Linked DNA regions of Homo sapiens: region 2 is linked to region 1. Evidence: read pairs that join two places in POLR2A ChIA-PET (ENCODE). Cell type or tissue: PC-9. All regions are shown on one strand. Each heading gives the region's core, and the rest is flanking DNA. Links, peaks and the distances in the headings are about the cores only.

Evidence for each region. Peaks named below come from ENCODE experiments on the same cell type or tissue, not always from the same donor. Only the 100,000 strongest peaks of a DNase experiment are listed, where the experiment ranks them.
Region 2: POLR2A ChIA-PET joins it to region 1 with 6 read pairs; 2 of 35 experiments call an interaction of 5 or more read pairs at or near these places.

What each region holds. Positions count from the first base shown.
Region 1 is chr6:80,179,525-80,187,211 of GRCh38, forward strand. All of the region lies in intron 6 of BCKDHB (branched chain keto acid dehydrogenase E1 subunit beta), which reads left to right. Among named protein-coding and RNA genes, the nearest start is that of BCKDHB, 77 kb to the left of the region's middle. In PC-9, for the core only: no CTCF peak of the experiment used is centred there; a DNase peak (open chromatin) is centred at 2,987; H3K27ac peaks cover 2,353 bases.
Region 2 is chr6:79,971,393-79,979,079 of GRCh38, forward strand. It overlaps LOC124901351 (a long non-coding RNA gene), which reads left to right. Exons shown (of 3, transcript XR_007059656.1): 2 at 2,369-2,521; 3 at 7,461-7,687. Among named protein-coding and RNA genes, the nearest start is that of ELOVL4, 28 kb to the left of the region's middle. In PC-9, for the core only: no CTCF peak of the experiment used is centred there; no DNase peak of the experiment used is centred there.

The DNA of each region.
Region 1 (7,687 bases), core at 859-5,858:
TATGCAAATCCTGTGCCATTTAGATCAGGGTTCTGAGCAGCTATGGATTTTTGTATCTTCAAGAAGTCCTGAACCAAACCCCCATGCATACCAAGGGATGACTGCACTATTCATAGCCATGACTTAAGGTAGTACATCCCTATGTAGTATATAGTCCAAGGTTTGAATATATATATATTGCATTAATTTCTCCATTGGCATAGGATTAATTTGCTTCTTTGAAAGTTATAAAAACTACATGTCACAGTCTGGTCTGGTTACAGGTAGGGGGTTTGGGAACCTTTGCACCTTGTAATCATTAGTCATTAAGGGACCTAGTCATATGTCCCCAGATAGAGGCAAAGGCAGCTGGGAAATGTAGTCTTCCTGCATTTGGGCAAGAAGAGATGAGGTCGTTTGGCCCCTGTGCAGCATTGTGCCAGTCACAGTTCCTGTTGATCTCTCTGACTCCATCATTTCTGGGCCTGATCTCTCTGACTCCATCATTTCTGGGCCTGTGCTCATAAACTGCTCTCTGTGCAAACCTCTGGGCTGTGGTGACTCTCCCACATGTCCAGCCTTTAGAAATGATTTCTTTCAATTCAACCATTAACTTTATAAATCGTACAGATGAAAATAAGTCATATATTCTTTATGCAGCAATTTTCTTGAATTTTATTTCTCCTTATTTTGAATATGCAATCAATATATATAAAACTTTAGGTTTCCTGAACATAGAAGGAGAAAGTAACCTAATAATATTTTCGATTTCCTGATTATTTATTGTAATTATGACATTTGAGTGCAATGAATCTTTTTAGAAATGGAGAAGGATGTTTAGAAAAGGTAGATAAGGCAGAAAAATCCAGCTGGTGTAAAAAATGTACAAAATAGTGATGATTCAAAAAGAGTGAGTCAGTGTGACATTATCACATATAGGCATCTTGTGAAGAAGATATTCTTTAATGTCTTTTGGTTTTACTTAATTGAATGACACATGACATCAGTGATATTGAATTAAATATGATTTTCATCTGTGATTCTTCTAGTGGGAAATCAAGACAGACTAAAAGACTAAAATCCTTGTATTGTTTGTCTTGTTTCTAGGATTTCTGGATAATCCAAAAATACGTAAAAATAGGACATAATGATATTGAGGAACTTTTTTAGCAGATGTACTAATTGTGTATGAATTCATATATTTTGAAGAGACGAACATTATTTAAAGTAGCTTTTTAATGGTAGAAGACTTAAAATATTTTTTGCCAAGTATCAGTGTACGTAAAGAGAGAAATTAATATTTTGTATTTTACATTAAGCAGATTAATTTGTGCGGGTTAGTATATTTAATGCTAGGTACACTCACAAGAGTAAGTTGGATCCATTAGTGGGAGAAATTGAATTCATTTGTTAGATTTTTAAATTAGTTTCTAAATTGAAATAATACACATAATTTAAAAAGTCAAATGATAGCTTCTAATAAAAAATAGCAGTTCCTTACCTTACCCTTCACCAAATCCAAGCATCTTTCCCCACAGGCAACAACTTTCAACTCTTTTAGTTGAAAGAGTTGAACTCCAGACTTTAAGAAATGCATTTTATTTATAAATCATCCAGTCTTAGGTATTCTGTCCTAGCAAAACGAAGTGGACTAAGACAATTAGGTTTGCTAAATGTCAGCTGGATCCTTAACTACAGTGAGGTAGTTCTGATACCCTCTTGAGTTTATTTAATTTCTTCTTTTTAAATTAAAAATGTATACAACTGCTGAAAATCAGATAATTTTATTTTGTTGTACACAATATTATAATTAAGGCATTGGTTTACAATGGCTTACCTTATTTTCTTAAAAATATTTATTTTTCTCATTATAAAGGTAACACATACTCTGACTGTCAGCCATCGATGCTTAACAGGCCACTCCTGAAACTCAGTGGCTAAGTCAACAATGTTCTTTATATAGCTCATCTGCAGGTCAGCATTTAGGCCGGTCACAGCTCAGCAATTCTGGTCTTGTCTAGGCTTCCTCATAGGTCTATAGTCAGTTGTAGGTCAGGTGTGGGTTGGATTTGCTGATTTTAGTTGGGCTATTTCACCAGTTGTGGCTGATAGGCTTTGGTCTATCTGTCCCTTTATCACCCTGCGGGCTGGCTCAAGCTTGTTCACCTGGTGGAAGCAGAGGTTGTAAGGCCCTTGAAGCATAGGCTTGGAGTTGACATACTGTCACTTCTGCCATAGTATGTTGGCCAAAATAAGTCACAAAGTCAGCCCAAGTTGAAGAGGAGGACAAATAGACACCATCTCTTCATGGGAAAAGATGCCTACTCATATTGCAGAAGGGTGTGAATACAGGGAGATTTGGATTCTGTCTATTGCTTAATCTTTTATATATGTTTGTACTGAAAAGTACAAACAAAGATAAAAGGAACTCATAAGTCCATCCTCTAACTACTGTTGACTTTTTGTTTTATATACTGTAAGACTGTTTTATCTATACTTTTAAACGTATATTATTAATTTATTTCAGTTTCCATTTGATTACAAGTCATGTTTGTTTATTTCATATTTCTTCTATGAAGTGGTCAAGTAGATTTCTATTTTGTTCTTAAAATCGCATGGTAGCATTTCTTGTAAATCTACAGTTCCAGATATCTAAAGCCGGCAGGACTTCAGCTAATAGGCAATTATTCTATTTTGTGATGAGAAGGCCCTGACTTAGTATTGAGTAGCAGGAAGAATCAAAAGGTGTTCAGTCAACTGACAGTGCAATTGCCTTTGAATTTGTTTGTATATCTTCTGTGACTGAGTTAATAAACTGAACTATTCATGGAATAGGACCCAGTGGGATTTTCTTATGCTATGGTATATTTTTAATATTATTCACTTTTCAGGCTAAGTTTGACCGTAAGCAGATATCTATTTTTGATCATTAGCTTTAAGGTATTTACATTCTCAATGACTAAGCTTAAGCTATGTGGTAGAGTGATTTATTTTTGTTCCTGAATAAAATTTTAATACCATGAGTCATGTGTTTTCTTTGTAAAAAGTTCCAGCATCACAGAACTATATAGCATAATATAGTGAAAGTTCCCTTTTCCTACTGGCTCACTTTGAACTCCTTTCCTTAAGCCTTTTTCTGTGCTTTTATATTTACATACATATGTGAATATATAGAATACATTTACTTCCATGTAAACAGATTTTGTATGTGTAACATAAAAATATTGTATTATAAACATTGTTTTGTAACTTGCTTTGCAAATTATTTTCTATCCATTTAGTCAAGTATGTGAGTGTATAAAATGTACACACACAAATAATACAAATAAGAGCATGTTACAAATATTGTATAACTTGCTTTTTTTACCAATATATTTTTGATATATTTCTGTATCTATTCACATAGGCTTAGCTGGTTTTTATATTCATAAAACCGTATTCATTTTATAGTCATAAAATTTCTTCACATGTACCTTCACATGTATCCTTTCCCTATTATGGAACAACGAATTGTTTCTAAATTCTGGTTATTTTAAAAAATGTTGAAGAAAACATCTCTGCTTGTATATATATGTGTATGTAGAAGAAGAAAATTACGCTTGTGTTCTTTATTGTAAATATTCTACAACCTGTATCTCTTAATCCCTTTCTTGCTTTCTCTAAGCCCCATATATTCAATTTAGCCCTGAGTAATGCATGATTGACGAAGCCAGATGCTGTGTGTCTAAACAGCAGTTAATGAAAAACTATGGAAGGATAGGGAATCATTACCACAGGTACTGTGGGGCGGCAAGACTCAATAAAGTAACTGTTACTAAAATCTAAAAATGAAAACAGGAAATATTTGTCAGACATTTAACTTGGCAATTGTAAGAGTGAAAACCTTGTGTTTTTATTCACTTGTGTATCAGAATTTGCCGTTTTTTAATTAAGAGTTATTTTTTAAGAGCAATTTTAGATTCACAGCAAAATTGAGAGATAGACATGGAGATTTTCCACATACCCACTGACCTCAAACAAGCATAGCCTTCCCCATTGCCAACATCCCCATCAGAGTTGTACATTTTTTACAATTGATGACCTATGTTAACACATTGTCATCACTCAAAGTCCATGGTTTACATCAGTGTTCACTCTTAGTGTTGTACCTTCTGTGGGTTGTATGATGACATGTATCTACCACTATAATATCTTGCAGAGTATTTCCACTGTCCTAGAAATTTTCTGTGCTTCATCTGTTTGTCTCCCCTCACTTCAACCCCTGGCAAACACTGATAGCTTTATTGTATCCATAGTTTTATCTTTTCCAGAATGTCATATAATTGGAATTATGCAGTATGAAACCTTTTCAGATTGGCTTCCTTCACTTAGTACTATGTATTTAAGATTCCTCCATGTCTTTTCATGGCTTGATAACTCATTTCTATTTAATGCTGAATAATACTCCATTGTTTGGAAGTAACACAGTTTATTTATTCATTCACCTGCAGAAAGGTATCTTGGTTGCTTCTAAGTTTTGACAGTTATGAATAAAGTTGCTGTAAACATCCATGTGCAGGTTTTGGTGTGCAAATAAGTTTCAACTTATTCATCTGGTAGTAATTGTTTTATAAATTTGGGAGCTCCAGTGTTAGATGCATATTATTTAGGATTGTGATATTTTCCTGTTGGAGTAGTCCTTTTATCATTATGTAATATCCCCCTTTGACTTTTTAAATTGTTGTTGCTTTAAAGTCTGTTTTGTCTGAGAATACCTACTCCTGCTAGCTTTGGTTTCCATTTGCATGAAATATCTTTCTCCATCCCTTTACCTTAAGTTTATGTGAGTCCTTAGGTGTTAAGTGAGTCTCTTGAAGACAGACAGTAGATACTTGGTTGGTAGATTTTTATTTATTCTGTATCTCTTAAGTGGAGCGTTTAAGCCATATACATTTAACATTAGCATTGAGATGTGAGGTACTGTTTTATTCATCATGTTGTTGCCTGAATACCTTTTTTTTAAAGTTGTCTTTTTTTAATAGGCCTTGTGAGATTTATACTTTATAGGGAGGTTCTATTTTGGTATATTTCAAGGTTTTGTTTCAAGATTTAGAACTCCTTTTAGAAGTTCTTGTAGTGCTAGCTTGGTAGTGGAGAATTCTTTCAGCATTTGTTTATCTGAAAAAGACTTTATCTCTCCTCTATTTATGAAGGTTAGTTTTGCGGCATACAAAATTCTTGGCTGATAATTATTTTATTTAAGGAGGCTAAAGATAGGACCCTAATCCCTCTTGGCTTGTAGGGTTTCTGCTGAGAAATCTGCTGTTAATCTGAGAGGTTTTCCTTTATAGGTTACCTGATGCTTTTGCCTCACAACTCTGAAGATTCTTTCCTTTGTCTTGACTTTAGATAACTTGATGACCACGTGCCTAGGAGATGATCTTTTTGCAATAAATTTCCCAGGTGTTCTTTGAGCTTTTTGTATTTGAATGTCTAGATCTCTAGCAAGGACAGGGAAGTTTTTCTCTATTATCCCCTCTAATAAGTTTTCTGAACTTTCAGATTTTTCTTCTTCCTCAGGAACACCAATTATTCTTAGGTTTGGTCGTTTAACATAATCCCAAATTTCTTGGAGGCTTTGTTCATTTTTCTTTGTCTTTCGGTTAATTTGTAAGCCTTGTCTTTGAGCTCTGAAGTTCTTTCTTCTACTTGTTATAGTCTATTGTTGAAACTTTGCAGTGTATTTTTTATTTCTCTTAGTGTGTCTTTCATTTCCAGAACTTGTGACTGTTTTTTCTTTATGATATTTATTTCTCTGTATACCTTTTCATCCATATCCTGCACTGTTTTTTTTTAAATTTTCTTTAAGTTGTTTTTCTACCTTTTCTGGTACCTCCTTGAGTACCTTAATAATCAACCTTCTGAATTCCTTATCTGGCAATCAGGGATTTTTTTCTTCGTTTGAATCTATTGTTGGAGAGCGAGTGTGATCTTTTGGGGGTGTTACAGAACCTTGTTTTGCCATATTACCATAATTGCTTTTCTGGTTCCTTCTCATTTTGGTAGTGTTTCAGTGGAAAGAACTGGAACTCAAGGGCTGCTGTTCAGATTCTTTTGTCCTGTGGGCTGATCCCTTGATGTGATGTTCTCCCCTTCACCTGGAGATGGGACTTCCTGAGAGAGCTGGACTGCAGTTCTTGTTATTGTCTTTCTTGCTTTAGCCACTCAGCGGGGCTGCTGGGCTCTGGGCTGATGCTGGGGAATGTCTGCAAAGAGTCCTGTGAGGTGATATGTCTTCATATCTCCTAGCTGTGGATGCCAGCACCTGCTCCAGTATAGGTGGCAAGGGAGTTAAGTGTACTCTATGATAGTCCTTGGTTGTCGTTTTGTTTAGTGTGCTGGTTTTTTCGAATGCTGGTTATGCCAGCAGTGAAGTTGTTATGTGGACAGACTTAGAACCTCTGGTTAGTCAGGATGTTGTAGATGGTAGAATTAGCTGTTTTCTCCTTTTTTGGAGCAGGGTTATTCTGTTATGTCTTGAGTTGGTTGGCCTCTACCCAGGAGGTGGTGCTTTTAAAAGAGTGCCAGCTGTGGTAGTAGAAGGGGGATACAAGTTTGTTCTTTGTTGGCCAGGATGAGTACTTGGGTTCTTCAGGCAATGGATGGGGCTTTAGAGTTCTCAAGGGTTTATGTATTTTGGCTCAGGCTACCAGGGTGGGTAGTGAAAAACCATGAGGTGGGGGCAGGCCTAGGCAGGTCTGAGCTCAGACTCTCCTTGAGCAGGGCTTGCCGAGGCCACTGTGGGTGATGTTCCGGGGCATTACAGCTGCCTCTGCTGTGTCATACTGGTCGCCAGGGAAGGGGGGAAAGCCGGCAGTGACAGGCCTCACCTAGCTTCCACGCAGCCAGCAAGGCCAATCTCACTCCTGCCATGCCCCACCAACAGCACACGTTTATATTCAGGCAGCTGGGGAGAGCGGATAGATCTTGCCCCAGACTACAAGCCTTCCTGCTGAGAAAACAAGCAGGGCTCTCAGGCCTTGCCCTTTTCCGTCTGCCTGCACCATCAGCTGTGGCTTCTGTGCTTGTATCTGCAAGTTATATGTGCACTTCCCATTTGCCCCCTGGACTCTGCTCAGGAAAATTTGTACTCAGTTGAACGTATTATGAAGTTCAGCTAGAAGCTTCTTTCATCCTATGGCCCCTCCCTAATTCCACTGGCTGCCTTCCCCAAGGACCCCTGTGAGATAAGTCAGGGATGGCTTTCTCTGGTTTGAGCCGGGAACTGGGAGTGCCTACAGGGCGCTTCCCGCTCCTTCTTCTACTTTGATATTTCACTTGGCTGCCTAAATCCATTTTAACTTCAGATGAGATTAAATTCTTCTCCTGTGATCTGGATTTTTAGGTTCCCCAGTGGGGATGTCTGTTCAGAGGCAGACTTTTCCCCCACTCACACTTTGGGAACTTACAGTTTTTCAGCTGTCTCATGGAGTTTGCAGTGTCAAGCTACTTCTTTCAAAGTAAGTAGCCTGTGAATTCTTTTGGTTTTCCTGGTAGGTTCCTGTGGTGGTTCTTGGAGGAAAAGTTTACAGTGTGAGTCTCCACACACTGTTCTGTCTGTCCAAATGGGAGCTACATGTTAGTCCTGTCTTGTATCTACCATTTTCTCCATGTTGGTAATTTAGATCTTTGTATTTCCTCTAGCTTTTAAAATTTTAGTAGTATAAAA
Region 2 (7,687 bases), core at 1,418-6,417, 210 kb before region 1:
AGAAAGGAACAGCACATAGGTAATGTACTGTAGTTGATATAGTTATTTCCCACAGTGTTATGAGTCAACAATTCTGATACTTCTGTGTATGTGTACTAGAATTGAACAATTAAGTAAATGAATGGCAAATAGTGGAAGCCAGGTTTCTTACTATTAAAGTGTAAATTTAAAGGTAAGCAAAGGGAGGAGGCTAGGATGATCCCTATTGTAGTAGATTAGAGTTGGACACACCAACATAAACTCCCGTTTGGCTTAATATAGATGCAAAGAGTTTTACATGTAGATGTTTACAGATGTTCCTGAACTTTGATATTCAGATAATCCCATCATAAATTAAAAATATTGTAAGTCAAAAGTGCATTTTCGACTAAGGTATTTTCAGCTTATAATGGGTTTATCCAGATATAGCCCCACTGTAAGTTGGGGAGCATACTGAATGTGCATGATTTTTTGCACCATGATATAGTTAAAAAATCATCATAAGTCAGGGACTGTCTGTAAATACACAGGTCAGTATACACACATGTATTCCTTTGCCCTGTCAGCTGAGAGGGCTAAGAGTAAATGATACTCTACAGGCAACAAGCACACGTCGCATCCAGATTTTGGTGTTTTTTTGTTTTTTTGTTTTTTTTTTTGAGACAGAGTCTCGCTCTGTCTCCCAGGCTGGAGTGCAGTAGCGTGATCTCTGCTCACTGCAAGCTCCGCCTCCCGGGTTCACGGCATTCTCCTGCCTCAGCCTCCTAAGTATCTGGGACTACAGGCGCCCGCCACCATACCTGGCTAATTTTTTTTGTATTTTTTAGTAGAGACGGGGTTTCACCGTGTTAGCGAGGATGGTCTCGATCTCCTGACCTCGTGATCCGCCCTCCTCGGCCTCCCAAAGTGCTGGGATTACAGGCGTGAGCCACCGCGCCCGGCCCAGATTTTGGTTTTTAATACCATTTTCCAATCTAAGTAACCAGAAATCCTTGAAAAAATAACTAGCTCTAGGACTGGGGCAGGACATGTGTAAGAAGAGCCTGGTATAACTTTCTGTAGTTATGCCAGAAAGTAAGGAAGTACTCAGAGAAACCCCCCCCCCCAATTTTATGGATATGGCAAAGGGATACCGCAACCAAAGCCTAAAGCTGAAACATTTTGAGTAGCAAATTAAGGTAGTATTGCACTGTAGCCCAAAATGTAAAACAAATAGCCATGAACCAAAAAAGGGAGGGAGGGAGCGAGGTGGGGAGGGGAGAAGAAAGAAAGAAGAGATAAATTTCCCTTGCCAAAGAATTCAAAATAATTTATGTAGATACTCCACCTTCAAGGAAGTGGAACATAACACCCCATTCCTTAAATGTAGGCTGCACCCAGTGACTTCTTCCCAAAAAGTGCAGTATGAAAAGAGGGAAAGAAGAGTATCTTTAAAATGGATACACCTGACAAATACTACCTCAATCACATGATCAAGGTCAACATCAACAGTGATAAAAAATGTTGATAGTATGTACCCTTAATATGATTTGATGAAAATAACAGTTTACCTCTGTGGTCTTTCTTCCCCAAATCCACAACCCCAGTCTAATCATGTGAAAACATCAGACAAGTTCCCAAAACATTCTACAAATGTATAATTAATACTCCTAAAAATGATAAAGGTCATCCAAAACAAAGAAAGTCTGAGAAACTGTCATAGCCAAGAGGAGCCTAAGGAAACATGAAAACTAAAATAATATAGTTAGTATTCTGGAGGGGATCCTGGAAACGAAAGGAACATTAGGTAAAATCTATGGAAATTTGAATAAAGTACAGACTCAATATTGGTTCAACAATTGTGACAAATGTACCATCCTAATGTAAGATGGTAATAATAGGGGAAAATGTGTGTGAGGTATATGAGAACTCTTTTATCTTTGCAATTTCTATTTAAATCCAAAACTGTTCTAAAAATGAAGATTATTTTTAAAATCATAAATAATAAATTAAAAGTGAAAAAATAGTTATAACCTTTTGCAGTAATTTCAATTCTGGGAATTTATCTTGAAGATAAATAACTACTATACATTTTACTGTAAAGTAGGTTTAATATATATCTTATTATAAAGTAGGTTTATTAATAGCACCTACAGCATACACATGTTGTAAGGCCTTAAATGAGGTCAGCCATATAAAGTAGTATGAGTACTCAATAAATATTGGTTGCTAGTGTTTTTGTTATTATTCAAAGCTGACTCCGATTCAGGCACAATCATCAAAGAATTGACAGTATAGTAAAGATAAGTAAAAAGATTAGTATAATAAAGTGTAATAAGTGATGATAAATGTCTCTTTACTTACTGTATGACCTTGGCAAATGAATTAATCTCACTGCCTCTGCCTCCAGAACCCAATACATGTAGCAATAATGATGGTATTGACAATATTAACCTCCACAACAACCTTAATGACAACATGAAGGCAGAGATCTGATGGGGTGCACTGAAAACAGAAGAATCTCTTCATTTTGACCGGAGATGTCTGTGGCTTACTAGAAAAGGTAATGGCTAAAAGGTATGCCATAAATAAATATTAACAAATTCATTTGTTCATTCAACAAACATTCACTGAGTATCTATGTATGTTGAATTTGCTGTGTACTTCAGGTGCTATCCTTGCCTTGAAGTTTCTCATAATCTAGAGGGAAAGACAGATACAGCAATACATACAGTAATTTCAACACTTTCAACGCAATGAAATAAGTGCAGTGAATGGCTAAGAGCCCAGATGTTAGTCCTCAAAATCTAGCCAGTGTGGGGAGGAAGTAATCATGGAAGACTTCCCAAAGAGATTATCTATGTGTGCCAGTTGAGGATGGAATAACAGTTCCCATAGTGGAGACATTTAAAAACATAACCTGAAGGTGAGAAGTAGCATGATATGTATATGGAATAAGAAGCAGTTGAATGTTGGTCAAGTTTAAGACAGGGAGTACCAGATGATAGAATTCAGGGATAAAAGCCTTGGGACTTCATGTTGAGGAGCTTGGACTTTTCCTATATACAAACAGTTTAAATGATAATAAACCTAACAGTAATCAGATTATATTTGTAGTTTAGATAATTTTGATTTGATGTTTGAAAGATGAATTTGAGCCGGCAACACTCTTTACAGAGAAACCAGGAAGTTTTTGCAATAGTGCAAGGAAGAGTTGATGAGGCTGTGAACAGTCCATCAGATGCTGAGAAAGTGAAGAGATAGATTTGAAAAGTAACTTGTGGAATTTGAAAACCTGATGAGCATGAAGGAGCAGAAAAAGGAGGACTCAACAGGCGACTCAAACGTGTGTCCAAATCAACTGTTGATTATTCTCCTTTCCCTCCCTGCCATGGATGTGCAGGCGATATTCAAATGAGTCTGGGGATAAGGGTGTGGAAGGCCTTATTTGTAGCATTTGCCAATCTTTATGATACATCATAGATACTCCCTCCATGGCTGATTAAGCCAGGTGTCATTTCATCACTGAATGCAGAGTTGGAAGGATATGCTTGCACTCAGCTCACATGAGCTACTGAGAGTCTGTTCCAGCACACCACTGCTACCCACCACATCTAATTAATTATTCAGACCTACCAGTTACACCTCCAACATATATCATGGGTCTGCATTTCTACTACTTTGGAATAAGCCACCATCATCTGCTGCTTGGACTCCTTATGATGAGTCATTCTGCTCCCAGTCTTGTCCCTCTCTACCAGGACTATCAGATCAAGCCAATCAATCCCATACTTGTATGCTTTAAATGGCTTCCCATCATTTTATAATAAATTATTCACCATCACGACCAAGTCTGTGCACATACTGACTCTTGCCTATTCACACCACCTCCCTCCCCAGGCTGTTCTTCAAACACATTGAACTTTTCCTCACTCTAATCCTTTTATTCGTCATTCCCTCTACCTGGAATATTCTGCTCTGAGCTCTTCTAGTCTCAGCTCATGTGTCACCTCCTCAGAGAAGGCTATTTAAATTGAACTCTACTTGTCATCACCCAGTTTATTTCCTCCACAGTACTTATCATTAGCTAAAATTATCTTGTTTGATTAACTAATTCATAAAGCTTATTATCTTTCTACTGGAATGAAGGCTCCTTGTCTGTCTTAGCCCCTCTGTATCTCCTGTGCCTAGCATCTGGTCTGAGACATTGCTGCTACTCAACAAATATTTGAAGAATGAAAGCATAAATGATACTTATAAGGTTTAACTTGGATGATGAGTAGATAGAAATGTAATCAACCGAAGCAGAGAATGGAAGAATAGATCTGAAGAAACAACTGAGTTTAGAACTTAGATTTCTTTGAAATATTAAGCTGAAGAGTTTATTACACTAAATTTACATTCATATTAATTTTATATGCTGTATTGTATATATTAACTTTTTACCTCTCAGTAATGAATAATATTTTAATTGATAATTTCATAATTTTTACAAGATAGCCAAATAAAATTTTGGCCAGGGAGTAAAAGATGAAGCTGATAAGCATTATTACACTTGAATTTTTCTGGGCTTCTTAATTACATTATTGAAATTTAAAAAATTTTTCAATTATAAAATTAGCAAGTGATACAGTTTCACTTTGTGTCCCCACCCAAATCTCACCTTGAATTGTAATAATCCACACGTGTCATGGGAGGGACCTGGTGGGAGGTAGTTGAGTTGTGGAGGCAGGTTTTTCCCGTGTTATTCTTGTGATAGTGAATAAGTCTCCCAAGAGCTAATGGTTTTTTAAAGGGGAGTTCCCCTGCACATGCTCTCTTGACTGCCATCATGTAAGATGTAACTTTGTTCCTCCTTTGCCTTCCACCATGATTGTGAGGCCTCCCCAGCCATGTGGAACTGTGAGTCAATTAAACCTCTTTCCTTTATGAATTACCCAGTTTTGGGTATGTATTTATTAGCAGCGTGAGAACAGACTAATACAGTAAGTGAATTTAATTTTGAACTGAGAGATTTTATCCTTAATCATTTTGAAACCTGTCTTTCTAGCTACTTGGAAAAACACTCAACCTATTTCAACCATTGTAAAAACTTGTGATTATCTGCAAAGAACATTGAGTTTACTTGAAAACTTTAGTAAATGAATTCCAAGAGGTGCTTTTCTATGTATATTTTCTGTATATTGCTATCTACATTACTATATCCAAGGAAGTCAAAAGGAAGAAAGCAATTTAAATGTCTTGTAATTTATTTTAGAGACCTAATTGTGCAGTTTTTTGCTCTTAGTACCTCACCACACTCTTTAAGGTTAGATCTTTTTTTTTCTGTATGTATATACATAATGTATATATATATTCCTACTTCCTACCTCTCCACCACCCCCACTACCACCTTATTTCCCACTACCCCGTCACTTTTGAGAATTAATCAAGAGTGATTTTCCTACCACATTGCTGCTTTCCACAACTTTTATCTTTTCTTTGAAAACAAATACATCAGTGAATTTCCTATCTGGGGGCAATGGGTATTTTTTGGAGAAAAGTTTTTTGTAAAGTGGAAAGTTTTGTCTGTGGCAGAGCATACATAGGATTAAATTTCAGGAGTTGGCAGTGAAGTAAGATCTAAATGATTATAAAATCTTCGCTAGTTATAAAGCAAAGTAGAAAGTGAAAGAAATATTATTCCCTCATGCTCTACCGAGAAGACCATTTTACTGAGAAACTAAATCAAGTCTGTAAATAATGAGGTCTATCTGGTAGAGCTAACTTACTGATCAGCAAACTCACAAATTTTTATTGCCAAAGGCTAATTAAATTCAGCAGGATTTTCTATATTATTAGTAAGTTTTTGCCCAGAATCATTCAAAAGATTTCCAAATAAGAGATGACATGTGAATTAATGTTGGGCACAACAGCCATAAAATTGTGAAATAATTGGTCCCAGTAAATTTCTGGTTGTGTATATTTATGTATTCCATTTTGATCTAGAATAAATAAGGGTAAGACAAAGGAAAACAACATGTTCTGAGCATTTTACTAGATCCTAGCTAGCAGGTTGGATTTTTTACTTATGAGGATTTTCCTTTAGCATTTTGTCTGTACCAGATCATAGATTTTATGAAGAGCAACTAGGAAGGTACTGTGTTATAATGGAACGCGTCCTGGACTAGAAATCCAGAGACTTCAACTCTATTTTTATCTCTGGCCCTAATGTGCGTGGGCATGTACAAGTCTCTAGTCTCTTTATGGCTCAACTCTATCTGATAAATGAAGATAATGCATTCCCTATCTACATCATATAGTTGTTGTGTGGGTCAAATGAGATAATGAATATTAAAATATATTTAAAGCATGGCATTTTTTTTTTTACCACTGACATAGTTCACTACCAAATTTACCTAAAAATGAGTAAGTTCTCCACTGGAAATTGAAAAACATATTTAAAAGATATATTTCTCTTTTCATTAATAATTGAACTTAGTAACCATATGTAATGTTCTAAAATTTACTTGGCATGTATGAAAGGGAAATAATCATTGATAAGTATTTCTTTCCATGGAGGAAAAATTAAAGTCATCTTATGTATTGTATAGTATATTCTCATGTTGAAAGAATTTCTCCCAATACCAAAATAATATAAAAGAATCATACAGGTTTGACCACCACAAATGTATTTTATCTCTGTCCCCTGAGAGCAAATACTTCTCCCGCTTCTTCCTATATCATGTTTCTTCCCCCTTTTATAGAGGCAGTGTCTCACTTTGTCACCCAGGCTAAAGTACAGTGGCACAATCATAGCTCATGACAGCTTTGAACTCCTGGGCTCAAGTGATCCTCTCACCTCAGCCTCCTGAGTAGATAGGACTACAAGTGCACATCACCACATCCAGCTATTTTAAATTTTTTTTGTAGAGATAGGGTCTAACTATGTTGCCCAGGCTGGTCTTAAACTACTGGCTTCGAGCTATCCTCCCGTCTCAGCCTCCCAAAGTGCTTGGATTACAGGCACGTTCTACCACAGGCAGTGTATATTATGTTTTCTATTCAGATATTATATAGAAGGTGAGGGAAATATATACTTCCTCTATCAAGTGGTCTTAGAAGGAAAGCCCAAGAGGTTCTGCACAGCAATTTTCAGCCTCCCAGAAAAAGCTGACATGGACAACAGCCCCCAAAGGATCCTTGATCTGCACCAGCATTGAGGAGGACAACACAAACAGGTGTTCACGTTTTTGAGGAAATAACTAGGAGAGAAAAGAAAGAAGGCCTTAGCAGAGGATTAAGTCCTATAAAGCAGTAAGAGTTATTTAAGGGTAGGGATTGTATCCTATTCATCCTTGTATCTGTGGTACTAAGAACAGTGTCTGGTAATGAATAGCTCAGTATAGATAACAAATATTAAATTGATGAATGAATGAATGAATAGATGGATGGATAAATAGATACCATAGATGTATGCAGAATAATAATGATCATTAGAAATATTTGCATCTTGTATCTAGATTTTTGGCCACTTTGGAAAAACTAGAAGATTGGCAATAATTGACGGAGTATGTGCGTTCCAGGTCATTGCAGTTTGCCAACCTTACCCCATGTACTCCTGCTCTCTCAGACCTGACCTTGCCACTCCTCTCATTCTTGGAACACTGCTATTACTACATGAAGATTCACATTCCAGCCCATCTTCCCTCATCTAGCACAGTCCTGAGAGACCTGGCCCGTCTTGATC